Linked DNA regions of Mus musculus: region 1 is linked to region 2. A link is a loop called in an ENCODE intact Hi-C map of the cell type or tissue named here. Cell type or tissue: left cerebral cortex. All regions are shown on one strand. Links, peaks and the distances in the headings refer to the core of each region. The heading gives the core; the rest is flanking DNA. Region 1 holds the start of Zfp92 (zinc finger protein 92). Region 2 has its middle 21 kb from the start of Gm32150.

Region 1 (9,218 bases), core at 312-8,311, 99 kb before region 2:
GAAACCATTTCCATAGGCCTGGAAATGGTTCATCAGTAATATATTTGTCTTCTAAACATGAGAAAGACTCAAGGTTGGTTTCCAGCACCCACATATTGGCTCACAACCTCCAGATCGAGGACATCATCTTCTGACCTATGAGGGCACCTGGCATTCACTGGTACATAAATGCATGAAAAACGTTCATACATGCAAAATAAATAAAACTTTAAAATTAAAAAAGCTGGGCCTGATGGTGCATTTTTGTAATCCCAGGTGAGTTCTAGGCTAAATGAGAGATGTCTCAAAACAAACAAACAAACAAACAAACAAACAAACAAACCCCAAGTGTATTGCTCCTGAGGAACATCTGAGGTTGTCTTCTGGCATTCACATGCACATGGGCATGTGTGCCTGAACACATGAGAACACGCACACACATATCATGGGAGATAGTTCAACTGTTAAGACTGAAGACTGGATCTCTAGTACCTATGTAAGTGGGTGTGGTTGCTCATCTGTAATCCAGGTACAAAGGAAACAGACAGGGGATCCTTGGAGCAAGCTAAGTAGCTACATTAACTACTTAGTGTAAATAACTACCCAATTGACCAGTTCTAGGTGCGAGTGAGAAACTGTCTCTCCATATATAAGGTGAAGAGTGGTTGAGGTGGACCCTTAATTTCTACTTTTAGCCTCCACATATTTGTACACACATATACCTGTGCACTGGCAAGCAAGTGTCCTCACATATAGAAACACACATACACACAATCCCTACTCTCCCTCAACACAAGCAAACCAAGTCCATTTGGATGGTTACTCAATGAGTTAAATACACTTACCACATGACCAAGCAATTCAAAACAATTTAAAAAACAAACACAAAACAGGTATCTACATAAAAACCCACACACCCACATTCACAGCAGTCACACTATTCAGAAGGCTGAAGCAGTCAAGAGACAAACAGATAAACAAAATGTGGTATAAATAAACAAAGGAGTATTATTTGGCCATAAAAAGGAAAGGAATTTTAAAAAGGAGGGAAATTCTGATGTATGTTCCAACATGGATGAACCCCGAGGATATTTTGCTAAGTTAAAATTGTCAGACCTGGACAGAAAAGGTCACATATTGTATGATTCCATTTATATAATGTAACATGATGTTTCATAAGAGCTGCTTTGACCTAGTTTTTAGTTGTGGCTAAAGTCTTTGTCTTTTGTAGGCAGTTTGCCAAGCCCCCTTTCCTACTCTGCCCTATATTAAGGTTCCAGGATCTTGGGCCACTAAATACTCAATCCCATCTGCTTCCAATCAGGTTCTCGATCAGGGACTAGATCCCAGAAAACTAGGGGGCTCCTACTAGCCAACCCACAGGGAACTGACCTGTGCAGAGCCCAGGCTGGTCTCCAGTTGAACTTAGGTCTGAGCCCTGGTGGTGATAATTCACCTGCATGACACTGTAGGCGTTCCCTCATGCTCCTGGAACTCTGGCTCCTGCCTAAGTTACTGCCCCCCCCCCCCCGCAACCCCCACAAGAGAAGCATGGTCAGTAGTCATGTAGGCAATGGCCCAAGCTTCTGACCTTCAGGCTAAACTCCTCTCCAGTTACCTAGCAACAGTAAAGACCATAAAAAGGGCTGTTCAGCACCTGCTTGCTCTCTTATCTCTCTCTTACTTCTCACTCTTACCCCCTCTCTCCTCTCTCTCTGTTTTCTCTCCTCTCTCCTCTCTCTTTGTCTTTTCCTCTCCCCTCTACCTCTCCCTCTCTCTCTCTTTTCCCCTGCATTTCTATAATATAGCTCTAAAACCATAGAATGTCTCTGCCCATCAAGGCTCACTGCGCTTGGAGGATGGGACAGGCTTTCTCCTAATGAGCCATTTCTAATCTCCTGTTAGAAGGCCTTCCTGTGCTCCAGTTAAGATCCGCTGCACTCACTCTCGCAGGTGTTGGAAACCTCTTCCCTCATCCCTCTCTCCTATAACTCTGGTGGCTTTAGCAAAGTAGCTCCGGGTTCCCAGGTAGGGGTGCCCCCTGGCCACCCCCTGAAGAGTGGGTCAGAGGCTTGAATGCCCACCCAGGACTGAGTGGAAAGGATATGGCAGCTCTCCCACACCTGACTGACCAGAGAATAGGAAAACTCTGGCGGGGTGTGGGTCTTCCTCCCCCCTCTCCTCCAGGGCCCCTTCCAAACACTGACCCAATTCCTGTTATGCACAAGATTTCCTAACAGTCTCCTTGTCCCTAAATGCCCCTCCATGTGGCCCCATGTAGCTGTTTTCTCACTCAGGGAGCAAATATGAAAATTCTTGCTGCTTTAATTTACCACAATGTCACTAATCCCCAAATCTTTATAAAGCATAATGAGTCCAAAAGAGGCAAATTCATAGCCAGAAAGCTGGGCTGAGAGACCAGATATAAAAAAAGTAACTTAGTGGATTCAGGGGTTTCCTTATGGGGCAAAGAACTAGATAGGAAGTCTGAGCAGCACAGTGAAAGCATTGAATGTCACTGAATAATGTCCTTTAAAATTGTGCCTTTAATTAAAACAACTATGCTATTACTTTATGTATATGGGTGTTTCGCCTGCATGCATGGCTATGTATTAGTGCATTTCTGGTGCCCACAGAAACCAGAAGTGGGTACTGGATTCCCTGGAATTGCAGTTACAGATGTTTGTTGAGCTGCCATGTGGATGCTAGGAATTGAATTCGGATCCTCTGGAAGAGCAACAAGTGCACTTAACCTCAGAGCCGTCTCTTCAGCCCTGCAAACTGTGTCCTTTATGTTAAATGGCTCTTGCCTTTTTTTTAAAGGAGGGAAAGGAGGCAGGGGAAATGGCTGAGTGCTTACTTAGTAAGTAGGGGGATGTAGAGAGCGATTAAGACCCACAGTGACTTCTGGCCTCCCTGTATAGACATGCATCCAAACTCACAGGAAAATATACACACATGCAAATAAGGAGGAAAGGGGGCTCTTTTGATTATTTGGATGCCCACACAGGCTACATGTGCATTTCATTATGGATGCTCTGAAACACTTAAGAGGTGTAGAGGAGATGTGACCCAAATTTACAAGTGTTTCAGATTAAAATGATTGTCTTTGAAAAAAACAACATGATTCAGGGAGATGGCTCAGCAGGTAAAATCACTTCCCATTCAAATGTGACAATCTGGATTTGACTTCTGGATCCCACATTTTAAACAAACAAGACATGATAGTGTGAATCTGTAATCTCAGCACTAAGGTACAATGGGAGGTAGAGACAGAAGAACTGTCTGATAGCATGTGAGCCTAGCCTGGAGTATGCAGCTTAGCAGAGACAAGAGAGACTTCACCTTCAACAAGATGCTAGGTGAAACTGATTTCCCAAAATTGTCCTCTGATCTTGTGTGCATCCTGTTGCATTCTCTCTCACAGACATACCAAACAAAAATAACATAAATGTGCTTGTCCACTACCATAAGAGCACCATATCAGAAAAGTCAGAAGCAAGTGGCAGCTTATCCCTCCCCACATTCGCTGTTATGTTGCTCTAGAGCCAGGCCTATGTTCAGGATTTTATCGGTAGAAGGTTAGACCCATTGGAAGTGTCACACAAGGGTGATAACCAGCAGTTTTTGAGACCTACTTCCTAAAATCAGTCATGATTTTAGCTTTTGCAAAGACACAGCAAACCCTGTCCTCATAAAATTTCCGAGTAACTCCTAGGTAGCTCCAGTCTTCTGGGTAGTGTGCCCGTGTGTGTGTGTGTGTGTGTGTGTGTGTGTGTGTGTGTGTGTGTGTGCGTGCGCGTGCATGCACACACATGCACATATGCTTATGTACACATGTATATCTGGAAGACACTTGGTAAGGGTCTTGATCACAGGTAGCAGTGGCTTCCCCCAGCCCTTCTTGTATGAACCAAGAAGGGAGGAGGCTGAGAAGGAGAAGGATATATACTGCAGGCAGAGTAAGCCTGGCAGAGAAAGACCTGTGGTGCTCAGAGACCCATCCAAAATGCTACCACGAGGTGGGGTGCTTTCCCCAGATAAAGTAACCAGAAACCCACCAAATAAACAGCAAGTAAAATATGCAGGATCCTCTTTAGTCATATCACAAGGAAATTTCTGGCCTTTTCATCCAGAAGGAGGGATATCTAGGTTACTTAGGATAGAACTTTCCTTGGGGTCTAGGAGCTCTAGGCCCAAGTACATCTTTCAGCCCTGCCTGCTGCTCCTGAGGTGAGGCTCTACTTACCTGCCCTACTCCCACCTGCTAGAATGGCCAGAGAGGGACAGCTAAGGAGCCTTGCCTGCCAAAGCCCTGAGGGAGCTCTCTTGCAACTACTGGCCCCAGGCTTAGTTCTGGGAGGAGAGGCCGTTAGAAGGCCACCAACAATGGATGCTTGCTGAGGGATCCTCTGAATAGGTGGGTCAGATCCTGACCTTTTCTGCCCACAGTCTTAACCAAGACTGTTACTTGGAGTTAACCCACACAGCTCATTTGACCCGTCCTTTGCCAGTTGCTCCCTCAGCTGCAGTCAGGAGTCAGAGCATGCTTGCCTCAGGGCCTTTGTACCAGCTATTCCTTCTGCCTAGAATATTCCTTCAAAACAGAAACATGTGCCTTATTCCTTTATCACCTTTAAGTTTGGATAGAAATTTTCTAGTCCCAGCACCTAAATTTGCAACTGGGCCTCCTTTTTTCAGCTCTTACTATCTTTCATTCAACCCATGTAGTTACTATTTTGAAATGTTTATGACTTATGGTCTGTGCTCAGTCACTAACTCCAACCATAGAGGGGATGATTTTTGCCATCTCCTTTGACAGGTCTCAGACAAGTCTGTAGTAACAACCTGGTTCATAATGGTTCTTGACAGACCCTTGTTAGATGGAACTAGTCATAACTAGTACTGCAGGAAAGCACTAGGCACAATTCCCCGTTCAGCTCAGCTCTACTCATTTCCTCACCCGCTTTCCCACCTTTCCTTCTGCCTTACCCCCTAAGTATTGGCTTGGCTGAGGTTTTTGCTCTTCCCTGGAGTGGGGGAAGCACAGTGGACACTGGTCAACACACACAGTGGAAAGGCACAACTCTTCATTCCCGAGAGCCACAGGTTCATGATTCTGATGGCCTGTCCCAGTCTGGGGGCTCTCACGGCTTGTGCCTGTGGGCTGTTTGCCAGGTGCCCTGGGTAACAGTGCCATGATCTCATAATTGGAGCTTGCCCAGACTTCCCCCACCCAGAGATATAAAACCAAAATTACCTGGGCAGATCAGCTGTGCAATGCTCTTGTGCCAGCCCCTGGTCTGAAAATCAGGAGAGAAATACAAAAGCTTCAGTTCCTTTGCTCCGCAGCCTCCCTAGCTCCCAGCTCAGCCCAGCTCCTCTTCCCAGGCACTAGAAAACGGGATCCCTGAAAGCTCCTGCTCAGCTCATTCAACACTGTCCCGGGGCTTCCCCAGATGTCGCCACTACAGCTTCTCCTTCCATCCTCTGGCCACCTGTGTCCTGTTCAGCTCAGCTCTACTCATTCCCTCACCTGCTTTCCCACCTTTCCTTCTGCCTTACCTCCTAAGTATTGGCTTGGCTGAGGTTTTTGCTCACACCTTCTGAGATAGGCCAATGATCCTTTAGTACTTCCCTTCTCCCGCCTGCTTGCCTACCTGTACGCTATACAGCTTTGGCTTCCTCTCTCCACCCCTACATCAGGCAAAACCAGAAGCCAAGGATGCTGCCTCCAAGAAGCTCTCCAGGGAGGCGTCCTGGAGAGGTTCTGAGCTCTCAGACTGCTGTCGGACCTCACCTTTGTTCACGAGGTTCGTCCTGCGTAGAGACCTTTGGCCAGGTCCTCTGCTGCTGCTAAGGAGCAGGGTGAGTGAGCAGGCGTGGCTGGGGCGGGGGCGACAGCGGCAGCCTGGGAACGGGGCGCAAAAGGGGAACACAGAGCATGCGCAGCGCTGCAGGAGGGCGGCTCAGCGCACTCTCGCCCCACTTAGGCGTCTGGTCTCACTCCCCATGAACCCGGGACACTTCCATTTTCTGTCTGGGCTGCTCTGAAGCAGTCTGATTGCAGTGGTCATTGTATGGCAGTACTGAAGCAACAAGAGAGGCCCCTGTTGATCCCATATCATTGATGAAGCGCCTCCCATGGATCAGATCACTGGGAATTCCACCCACCCATTCATTTATTTCCCTAGCATCAAGTGGCCAGGCCATGGTCTCCTAGTAAAGGACAGTTCCTGTGAGCAGGAAGGGCAAGGATCAGAAAAGAAGCATAGGGCATGAAGGGGGACCTAGGAGATGACAACGTAGAGAAGGAGAGAGAAGAGAAAGTGAAAGAACTGGTGGTGACCTACTGAACACAAGCCAGTCTTTTTCCTCAAGTTACCCCATGTGGTCAGCAAGCCAGCCCCCCAGGGTAGACATCAGGGTTACCATTTTCCCACATAGATCACCATCCATATGGTAGAACCAATATGGAAACCCAAGGGCTGGAGTTCTACACTTCTTTCTGGAAAGTTCCGAGATCTCCCAAGAAAAGTCAGTGTGAATAAGAGTAGAACATAAAGAAAAAAGAAACTAAACCATATTATTGGTGCTACCAAAGCCTCCCAACCCTGGCTTCTAGGAACTGAGCTGTGTCTTTCCTTATAAAGCTGACCAGGGTCTTCTGTCTTAAGGTGGCCTTGAGACCAGGTGGGGCCAAGGGCAAGGAGCCCTCTGCAAGTCTGTGATCCTAGGATAAGCCTGTCATATTTCCCAGGCTTGGGGGAAAAGCTAGGACCCCCCGGTCAAGATGCTTCTGTCAGTGAAGAGTGGAGACTGAAGAGGAACAATGGCAAGCACAGCTTTGGAGCCCCTTTCCTGGAACAGGCTGGGGGGCCCTCAGGGCCCTCAGCTGTGGGTTTCAATGAAAAGATGCCTGCTCACTGGGGCTGTTGGACAGGCATACCCAGGTCTGTGTCCCAGAGTAATGTACACCCCCCTGACTCCCAGTGTCTGTGAATGTGGCCACACACAAGAGACAGATCTCTGAGGATGTTGTCCCATTAAAGATGGAGAGATGAGATCACCCTGATCATCCAGGTGGCCCCAAGTCCAGTGACAGAGGTTCAGAGGCACACAGAAGGAAAAGGCCTGGTGGTAGGGGTATGTGGCCACAGCCAAGGGAAGCTGGAACTGCTAGAAGAGGTGGGAAGGGTCCTCCCTCAGCCCCTCTGAAGGGGTGCGCACTGACTTTAGGCTCTAGCACTCTAGAGCTGTGGGAGTCTGGTTCCTTCCAGGCTCTGCTCATTTGCTGTGCCCCCCCCCCAAGATACTCATCCCTGAGGCGATCAGGGGAACTTAAAGTGTTTTAAGGACAATTTGATATGGAGGCCGGTGCTCTTTGTGCCCACACTATTAGGGTCATTAAACTGGTATGGAGACCACCTTGGCCATGCCTCTCCCTTTGGCTTTGGCCATTCTGAGGAGCCTGGGCAGCCGCCATTCTGGTTTATTCTATTACATGTGTGTCATGAAGTCCAGCCTCCATTCCAGAGAGCAGAATTAAGCTACAGGTCTTGTGTGAGTTGGTTCTCTTCTACTAAGTATATTCCAGGCACCAAACTCAGGTCATCAGGCTTGTCAGAAAGCATCTTAACTTGCTGACACATCTTTCTAGCCTCTAAAACAATACTTTTAAACATATGTGAATCTTCTGTATTAGGTGCTGTCTTAGTCAGGGTTTCTATTCCTGCACAAACATCATGACCAAGAAGCAGTTGGGGAGGAAAGGGTTTATTCAGCTTACACTTCCATACTGCTGTTTATTACCAAAGGAAGTCAGGACTGGAACTCAAGCAGGTCAGGAAGCAGGAGCGATGCAGAGGCCATGGAGGGATGTTCCTTACTGGCTTGCTTGCTTCCCCTGGCTTGCTCAGCCTGCTCTCTTATAGAACCCAAGACTACCAGCCAAGAGTTGGCACCACCCACAAGGGGCCTTTCCCCCTTGAATACTAATTGAGAAAATGCCTTACAGTTGGATCTCATGGAGGCATTTCCCCAACTGAAGCTCCTTTCTCTGTGATAACTCCAGTCTGTGTCAAGTTGACACACAAAACCAGCCAGTACAGGTGCCATAAGTTATTTAAATAAATAACACTTGAAGCCAATGCATTAGTTACTGTTTTTGTTGCTGTGTGTTGGTTTGAATAAAAATGGCCCCATTGGCTTGTATATTTGAATGCTTAGTCATCAGGGAAGGATTTTTCTGAGTAGATATGGCCCTTTTGGAAGAAGTGTGTCACTGGGTGTGGGTCTTGAGGTTTCAAAAGCTCAAACAAGGTCCAATATCACTTTCTTCCTATTGCCTGTAGATCTGGATGTAGAACTGTCAGCTAACTCTCTAGCACCGTGTCTGCCTGTATGCCACCTTTTCCCCACCGTGATCATAATGGACTAAGCCTCTAGAAGTATAAAGAAACTCCAATCAAATGCTTTATTTTATAGGAGTTTCCATGGATATAGTGTTTCTTCACAGCAATATAGCACTAAGACACTGTGATAAAAACACTATGACCAAAAACAACTGATGGAAGAAAAGAATTTATTATAGCTTATGGTTCCTGAGGGATGAGAGTCCATCATATTGGGAAAACATAGTGATAGGAGCAGAAAGCTGAGAGCTCAAATCCTCAACAGCAAATGGGAAGCAGAAAGAATGAACTGGAAGCAGCATAACACTTTTAGTTTCAAATCTCACAACATATGTCCTTTAGCGATACTGTACCACCTAAACCTCCACAAACAGCACCACCAATTGGGAACCAATTTATTACTATAAACCATGGGAAACATTTTTTTCACTCAAATCATCACAACCAGTTTGTGGTCTCTTTCAATTATACAGTCCCAAGTGTTCTTATTAAACTTAAATCACACCTGAGCATGGTGGCACAGGCTGGTAATCTTAATACTTGAGAGGTAGAGGAAGGGCACAATAGCTGCAAGTGAAGACTTAGGTCATCATGGGCTATATAGTGAGTTACAGGCCAGTCAGGGCTTTAAAGCAAGACTGTTGAAAACAGTAATGACAACCAACCAACTATATAATAAATGAAACTTATTAAGTTAGCTTATGTTGGTTTTCTTCTTCAGGAGAATTGTTTCCACAGCCTTATGTGATTGAATGCTTAGTCTCTAGTTGGTGGAACTGTTTGGGAAGGATTATGAGATGTGGTCTTGTTGAAGGAGGTGTGTCA
Region 2 (9,218 bases), core at 814-8,813:
AGATGTCTTGCAGATTCTAAGACATCATAGATGCCAGCTTAGACTATCATACCATGCAAAATGTTCAATCACCATAGATTGGAAAAAAACAAGATATTCCACGACAAAACCACATTTAAACAATAACTTTTCACTAATCCACCCCTACAGAGGATACTAGAAGGAAAACTCTGACAGGAGAAGGGTAACTCCACCCAAGAAAACACAAGAAATAGGTAATTCCATACCAGCAAAATCAAAAGAAGTAACACACACACACACACACACACACACACACACACAGTACCACCACCATCAAAATAACAGAAACAAATAATCATTGGTCAGTAATATCAACATCAGTGGTTTCAATTCTCCAATAAAAGACACAGGCTAACAGAGTAGATGCATAACTAGGGTCCATCATTCTGCTTCATTCAAGAAATACACCTCAGCAACAAAAATAGCCATTACCTCAGATTAAAGGACTGGAAAAAAGGTTTTCCAAGCAAATGGAAGCAAGAAGCAAACTGGGGTAGTCATTCTAATAGCCAATAAAATAGACTTTCAATTAAAAGTTATCAAATGACATGGGAAAGGACATTTCATTCTCATCAAAGGAAAAATCCACCAAGGGGACGTCTCAATTCTGAACATGTATGCCCCAAATGCAAGGGCACCCACATTCATAAAAGAAACGTTACTAAAGCTTAAATCACACATCACACTCCACACATTAATAGTGGGAGACTTCTACACCACACTCTCACCAATGAACAAGTCATTGAGACAGAAGCTAAACAGAGAAATAATGAAACTAACCGAGGTTATTAATCAAATGGACTTAACAGATAATCTGTAGAACATTTCCCACATTTCATCCAAACACAAAAGAATATACCTTCTCAGCACCTCATGCACGGAACCTTCTCCAAAACTGTCCATATAATTGGTAACAAAGCAAGCCTCAATAGATACAAGAAGATTGAAATAGTCCCATGAATCTTATCAAATTACATGGATTAAAGCTGGACTTCAACAACAGAAACAGTAGAAAACCTACATACTCATGGAAACTGAACAACTCTCTACTCAATGATCACTGGGTCATGGAAGAAATAAAGAAAGAAATTAAAAACTTTCTAGAATTCAATGAAAATGAAGGCACATCATACCCAAACTTATGGAACACAATGAAAAAGCAGTACTAAGAGGAAAATTCATACCACTTAAGTGCCTTAATAAAGAAACTGGAGAGATCCTACACTAGCAACTAAACAGCACACCTGAAAGCTCTAGAACCAAAAGAAGCAAGCACACCAAAGAGGAGTAGAAGGCAGAAAATAATCAAAACCAGGGCTGAAATCAATCAATTAGAAACAAAGAGAACAATACAAAAAAAAATCAATGAAACTAAGAGTTGGTATTTGAGAAAATCAACAAGGTAGGCAAACCCATAGTCAACCTAACTAAAAGGCAGAGAGACAGTACCCAAATAAACAAAATCAGAGATAAAAATGGAGATATAACAACAGACACCGAGGAAATCCAAAGAATCATTAGGTCTTATTTCAAAAGCCTGGAAAATCTAAATGAAATGGATGGAAAATTGGAAAATCTAAATGAAATGGATGGAAAATTGGAAAATGTAAATGAAATGGATGATTTTCTAGACAAATACCAATTATACACATTAATATATTCCATTAACTGAATTGTAGTTCTTTAGCTGAGATAGCTATCTCCTAAGACCTCTGAACTGGCCATTGTTGGGAGCTGGAGAAATGGTTCAATAGTCAAAATTATTTACTACTTTTGTAGAGGACTGTTACATTGTGTCTCACTGTAACTCCAGTTCTATGGGATCCAATTCTGTTTTTCTGACCTCCACAGGCACCAGGCACACATGTGATAAACATAGATACATGCAGGTAAAACATTCATATGATATGCATAAAATATACAAAACTAAAAAAAAAATAAGTTATCCTTGGGTTTTGCTTATCTTTTGTTTCTTCTTACTTTTTTCTTGTTTGTTTCTACTTTTTTTGCTGTTTTTTTTTTCCTCCTGATCTGAAACCATCTCCCCTAGGGAACCCTTGCTGAGTTTTCCTTCAAAACCTTTTTTTTTTTTAAATGTGGGGAATATAATTTCTAGAACAATCTGGGTGTTTCAGAAGTTCCTTGCTGCTGCGTTCATTATTTCTTTTAGAGTTCTATAGTGTCCAGTTCTAGAAATCACATACACACTGGAAAGATTAAGCTGTCTCATAGCCCTTAGAGTATAACTTACATAAAACTTACAACAATAATAAATAATAATAACAAAGGTAATCTTCCACCACAGTAATGAAAAGATGATATAAAGAGTGTTTGCACATCTGGCCTTTTCTTGCTTTTTATTCATTGTAGGATGTGTTGTATAGAGCTACCCTGAGGTACATACTGTAAACTTCCTCATTAGCCTTGGATTTGTTGATTCAGGGAAACATATAGTTTCCCAATTTCCTTCCAGTCATTCTGTTCACTTGAAGCTTATTCTTGTACAGGTTCTCAAGAAAGGTGTCATGACAACACCATTCTGCAAGTCATTGCATGTCCATGAGGCTTTGCTGCATTCACACTCTGAAGGTGAGCTTGGTTGGATTTGAAATCCTTTGCTATGACTCCCCGACCGCCTTTTAAAATTTCATTCTGTCCAAGAGCATTGCTTTTGGGCACTTTAAGGGGAATTTAATTTTCTTTTTATTATACCCTTAACCTCTTTGGCTACATAGCCAGACTTGTTTTCCTTTAAAGTTCAAGAATTTCACTAAAATACAATTTGGTTTTGCTTGTTATGAACTAGTTTTCTTAGGTAACTTTTGTTTCTTTTCTGTTTGTGGTTTTGAAAGCACAGGAAATGTTCATTGAATTAAGCATTTTCATGTTTGTCCTTTTCATTTGCTTTATTTATTTATTTTTCATCTCGGCGATAAGTACTATTTACAGCATAGTTTTATATTTGTCCTCTCTCTCAAGTCCTCTTCCTCTCTTTGCCATTTTATTTTAAATGTTGACCTGGTTTCTTCATCTATTTCATCTTCATTATATACATTTCAAATGTTATCCCGAAAGTTCCCTATACCCTCCCTCTGCCCTGCTCCCCTATCCACCCACTCCCACTTCTTGGCCCTGGTGTTCCCCTGTACTGGGGCATATAGAGTTTGCAATACCAAGGGGCCTCTCTTCCCAGTGATGGCAGACCAGGCCATCTTCTGCTACATATGCAGCTAGAGATACAAGCTCTGGGGGTACTGGTCAGTTCATATTGTTGTTCCACTTATAGGGTTACAGACCCCTTCAGCTCCTTGGGTGCTTTCTCTAGCTTCTCCATTGGGGGCCCTGTGTCTCTTGTATTTCTTTAAGGGAGTTATTTATGTCCTTCTTAAAGTCCTCTATCATCATCATGAGATGTGATTTTAAATTAGAGTCTTGCTTTTCTGGTGCTTTGGGGTATCCAGGGCTTACTGTGGTGGGAGAACTGGTTTCTGATGATGCCAAATAGCCTTGGTTTCTCTTCTTTAGGTTCTTGCCCTTGCCTCTCACCATCTGGTTATCTCTGGTGTTAGCTGGTCTTGCTGTCTCTGACTATGGCCTGTGTGTCAGTATTCCTGGTAGACTAGTTCTCTCCGGGAGGAATTTGGGTATGGAGTGTTGTGGCACAGGGTCAGCTCTGCAGAGCAGATAGAAACCTGAAGGATCCTGTCCCTGGTAATTCCTTGGTTCCTGTGTCCTGAGGGCTCTAGGAAAGTCCCCCAGAGCAGAAGTGGTGGTCTTATCTGTGCTCACAGGTATCTAGCCATTTCTTACTGATACATATTGTATTTTGAACAAATTCTCCCCTTTCTTACCCTACCTATTCACTTAGTTTTCCTAGACAATTTTGCTTCTAATTTGTCTAAAAATTCTCTCTCTCTCTCTCTCTCTCTCTCTCTCTCTCTCTCTCTCTCTCTCTCTGTGTGTGTGTGTATGTGTATTTACTCTTTGCCTTTTTTTCTTCTCCCAAAGAACATAGACTAGCCAGGTTGTTGGATCTCAGTAGCTTATTCTCTTCAAAGCTAAGAATAACATATATCATTTGGTTGGTTGTATACCTTTTCTGTCTACTTTCAGGCAAGTCTGCCTTACTGCTCCTTCCTATGTTTCTACCCTTCTCTGTTCTATATATATTTTCTTCCTCAATCTTTTCCTAGTCCACTATTCACAACGTATTACTTAAGGTTTGTTTTCATGGGGGTTGTTTTTTCATTTTGGCTCAACACAAAGTAACCAAAAACCGACACATCTGCTTAGTGGGGTATATTCATGAATAATGCTGGAAAGGACCTTGTTTATCCACATCTACTCATAGTCCCAGTCATGGGCACAAGACTTGTAGTCAATTGGTTCTTCAGGCTTAAACCATACAGTGATTTTTTTTCTCAGCATTTTTTTTTCTGAATTGTTGACAAATTGAATGTAGAAATCCCCTTTAATGGTGCCCGTTTTAGAATCGGCAGGATTGGTCTTACTCAACATCAGTTGGCCAGGCTTTATCACACTGAGCTCCTCCCATGGCCTCCACAAACCCTAAATTCTTAGCCTGGGGAAGAAAGGATTGTTTTTCAGGTCATTGTAGTGCTGCTGTTTCAGGTGCTGGTCAGAAGCCCAAAGGCGCTTCATGGTCATTATGAGGAATCCCTTCTGGTTGAAACCTTTGATGATCTTGTCCACTAGCCTGTGTTGTATGCCTTCTGACTTGATGGCAATGCAGGTGTGCTTGAGGTTAGCAATGGTCTGAAAGCTAGTGTATTTGGCCTGTGATTAGCTTTGAGGAGAGACTGGAGCCATCAGTGAACCAGTGAGGTAAGTGGAGAAAGGGTGGGAGGCATGGGCACGGTGATTATTTTTAATAGGCTATTACTATAATTTTAATTTTTGAGAAATAGTTTCATTGTTGCCTCAGCAAGCTTTGAATGTGTGATCCTCCTGACTGAGCCTCCAGAGTACTTGAGATTTCATATGTTCGATGAGCACACACGACTTGGATTATTTTTTCAATGACTTTACTCTAGTTTAAAATGAGGGAGTCTAGGAAGGTGTTTTTCTGCTTTTATTCCTTTCCCCTGTTAGTGCTTTGCATAAGATATGTCTTTGATTATCTTCTGTTAGTTCATTTTCATACGAAGTGAAACTTGTTTTCCTGTTTTTAGGGAAGAATAGTACAGCACAGGCTGATTATCTCTGTTCACATATGTGGAGCGCCCTCTTCTGTTGACTTTGTGAACCCTTCAATGCTGGTATCTTGTTTTGAGTTCTTTGTGTACTTTTTACCATCTCCTTTGTGGGGGATGTTCTTGTTTCTTGGTCACTATGTTCATCTCTTTGCATCTTTATGCTATCCCTTGCACATATCCTCAGTGAAATCTCCCTCAGTCCTCCTGAAAGAAACATTTGAGAATCCATCGAGCTAAGTTCTTCTCACCCTCTTTAGACCCCCCTTTAGACCTACTGAGTGTTGACAGGCCCTCAGGTTATCAGGAGTGTGGGTTGTTCTTAGCTGCTGCTTCTGTGTGTATGAGTCTCTGCAGTCTCCAGGGATATCTTCTATTCCTTATGATTCCTGGGTTCTTTCCCTTGCTTGTTCCCAGGCTTGCCACTGAAGATTAGTACACAGAAATCAGATTTTCTAATCTAATTTCATCAGAAAACAGAATCATGGTGTCTATGGATTGATTCTTTAGGCTTCCAAATTTGCTTTGTTTTTGTCCCTGAATCAGTCCTTCTGCCCCGAGTCATCCCTGAGAAAGGACGAACATAACTTCCCCTTCAAAGTCAAGCCCCTATTCTTTGTGATGTGGGCTTAGTTTGGGGGTCACCAATTGACTGGAAACTGCTGGCTGTCAGAATATCTGCTGCACTTCCTGGCTTATCTTCTGTACTATTTGTTTTATTGGGTCACTTTTTTTTTCCTTTGGTCTCAGTACCAGTTAAGTAAAGGATACCAGGCTGCCTTACTCAGGCCACATTCTCCAACCCACAGGCCACCAACCATCTCTAATCTACACTAAGATGGACTTAACTTCCAAACGAAGCTCAGGATTCATTTTTAAAAATACAGAAGTCTTAATGTATGTAAAAAATATCCTAGTTCCAGTGCACTGTCTCTTTTTTGTTTCACACTTCTGCCCTCTTCTTACTTGGACTCCTCTGGAGAAAGCTGATGAGGCTGGGAGCTATTAGTTCACTTCCTTTACCTCCCCAAACTATAGCGTTGTTTTTTCTGTACTCTGGTAAATTATTTACATACAGTATCTTTTTATTTTTAACTTACATTGACCCTTTGAGTTTATTTCAAATATATGAAATGTATAGGCAGTACTTCCTGATTCATAGATAAAGAAGTAGAGATAAAAAGAGGCAAACAGGGGCTGGCGAAATGGTTCAGCGGGTAAGAGCACTGACTGCTCTTCCGAAGGTCCTGAGTTCAAATCCCAGCAACCACATGGTGGCTCACAACCATCCGTAATGAGATCTGACACCCTCTTCTGGTGTGTCTGAAGACAGCTACAGTGTACTTAATTATAATAATAAATAAATCTTTTTTTATAAAAAGAGGCAAATAGTAAATTAAACTAGCCAGTTAGATGCATTTCTAATGGAATACAGTCCTCCAAATTTGTTAAGTACCTGTTCGCATTTATAAAGTTAAAGAAGCTTTCTTGATGAGTTTGCTGTTGATGGCAACCAAGTTCAATTTCAAGTGATGGTATCTAAAGCCAGGAGATTGATATGGTCTAGCAGAGCAATTCTCGAACTTGAAGTTTCGTCAGAATGAAAAGAAAAGGATTGTGAAAATATGGTCTTCTGGGTTCCTCTCTTTGGAGCTCCTTTTCAGCAGGTCAAGATCTTTCTCACAAAGTTCCTGGGAAATGTTGATACTGCAGGTTCCACACTCCTGGGTCTGAATGTAGCTAGGAACAGAAGGCACATGAAGTTCAGATTTTAATGTTAGGAGCATGAAAAGGAGCAGTTAGAAGTAGATAGGAAAACAAGAGCAGGGTGATAGAGTATTAGAATCACTGGCTGAGATGAGAAGGAAAAAAAAAGTGTGGAAAGTTTGCAGATAGGACACCATGAAGGGGTAAAGTGGGGGGGCTTTGAGGTCTCCTATGCTCAAGCTCTGCCCAGTATGGAATCTAGCTTCCTCCTTGCTGCAAGCAGATCAAGAAGTAGAACTCGGTTTCAGCACCATGTCTGCCTGCCTGTCGCCATGTTTCTTGCCATGACAACAATGGACTAACCTCTGAAACTGTAAGCCAGCCCCAGTGAAATGTTTCCTTTTATAAGATTGCTGTGGTCATAGTGTCTCTTCACAACCAAACTAAGAAAGGGCATAAGATCATGCTACCCATGAGCTTACCATTTTTTGCTGCCATATCTGAGTGTCCCAAGCATCATCCATGGGCCCAGCTCACACAGGCCACAGACTATTCTAGACTTACATCAGTTCTCAGACATGGCTGGTGGTCAGTGCTGTGCTGGCCAAGGTTGGGTTTCTCATACCCTCACTCACATGTGGGACACCCCTTTAACACTGAATGACAATTAAGATGTCCAGCTTCTGCTGAAAATGGAGATAAAGAGGGAGGTGGAGATCAGATCTGTTTAGCTAAGGTAAAACAGAGAGCAAGGTCCATATACCAGTTGTTGCTAATAAGAAGTGAAAAGTTAGCTATGAGAGTGGATGACAGAGGTTGAATTTCGGGAAAATCATTGAGGAGTTGAGAAAAAGAAGGAATGGAGGGTTCAGGTCCATTCTGGATTGCATAGGGTTTGAGGACTCCAGAGTCTCAAGAAGCCAAGACTGAAGTAGTGGTGGAAAAGACAAAGGACAGGAGATAACAGGCTAATGAGCAGATTAATGTGGCACTTAGGAAACTTACCTGTTCTTGTTCCATGGCAGGCACTCAGAATATGAAAAATGGGAGCAAGTTCACTTGCAAAATGTGAAGGATAAATTGTCTTCTAACTCTTGAAGAGGATGCTGTACATAGGGAAAATGGTGCTGTTGGGGCAAATAGGCCCATGCCTGGCAGATGGTAAGAAGGGAGGGTTTTGTTGTCAGAACATATGCACAATGGGACAGTTAAAGTCATAGGAGAGGCTGAGTATTCAGGTGAGAATATGTCTGACATGTAGCCTCTTGACTATTGCACAAGATGGTGCTTGGGTATATAGAACACAATTACTTTAGGTGTGGCCTTCTCTTGCAAAAGCCATTAACAGACTGGAATTATTAATTCCTAACCTAGGCAGACTGGAAAGCAGAAAGAAAGGTGGTATCAGTGCTTTATATATTTTTAAAGGAAGGCTTGAGTTATACTGCGTTGGTAGCTTTTACAGAGAGACAGTTCACAGCACAGAGGGAAATTTGGTTCAATTTAAAATTCTTCTATACATTGTTAATATTTAGGGTGTGTACATGGTTATCGTTGTGTATGGTTGTACACAATGCTACTAATGCATGTCAGGGCTGCTTCTCATCAGCACAAATGTACTAAATGCGACAGTGAGATGACATCAGGTTCCTTCCACATTTATTTTCCACAAAGTGTTTTAGACAAGGTCTCTCACTAAACCAGGCACTTGCCACTTGAGCTATACCTGCTGGTTAGGAAGACCCTTGTTCTTGTCTCTATAGATTGACTACTAAGAGTACAATCATCTTCACCATGCTTGGCTATGTACACATGTAAGAACCCAATGTGTGCATAAAGGAAAGCCAGTAGTTAGCATCAAAACCTAACATTAACCATTCCCCGAAATCAACAGGAGGGGAAGAAGTATTGTAAATTCGGACACTCAGGCTGGAGAACACATAGATATTTCACAGGCATTCAGCAGAGAACAACTGGAGAGTGGACTCAGGTGCTTATAAAGATGTACTTCAGAGTTCATAGAAGAAAGAACTCAGCACCCTATCAACAAAATATGACAAACATAAAGATCAAAAGAGGAGGAAACAGGACCTTCTGGGAGGCATGTCAGGGCTGCTTCTCATCAGTACACCCCAGGAACAGTGACTCCAAAGAAAGGCAGGCCTTTTCCCTTTCCTGCAGACACCAGAAGTCTCTGATCTCAGAAATGTGAGAAAAGCTGAGATGCCAATGCCTGGTGCAGAGCCCACAAGGTCGGCAAATCAATCTCTCTCTCTC

The links. Peaks named below come from ENCODE experiments on the same cell type or tissue, not always from the same donor. Only the 100,000 strongest peaks of a DNase experiment are listed, where the experiment ranks them.
Region 1: it touches region 2 in a loop (3-fold over the local background); 7 of 42 quality-filtered maps call a loop at or near these places.

What each region holds. Positions count from the first base shown.
Region 1 is chrX:73,407,752-73,416,969 of GRCm38, reverse strand. Zfp92 (zinc finger protein 92) reads right to left here and starts at 5,874. Exons shown (of 6, transcript NM_009566.5): 1 at 5,780-5,874; 2 at 5,240-5,282. In left cerebral cortex, for the core only: a CTCF peak has its summit at 3,999; DNase peaks (open chromatin) are centred at 4,000, 5,429, 5,612 and 5,903; H3K4me3 peaks cover 775 bases.
Region 2 is chrX:73,308,779-73,317,996 of GRCm38, reverse strand. It overlaps the pseudogene Gm8501. Among named protein-coding and RNA genes, the nearest start is that of Gm32150, 21 kb to the left of the region's middle. In left cerebral cortex, for the core only: a CTCF peak has its summit at 5,281 (motif pointing left); a DNase peak (open chromatin) is centred at 5,275; H3K4me3 peaks cover 188 bases.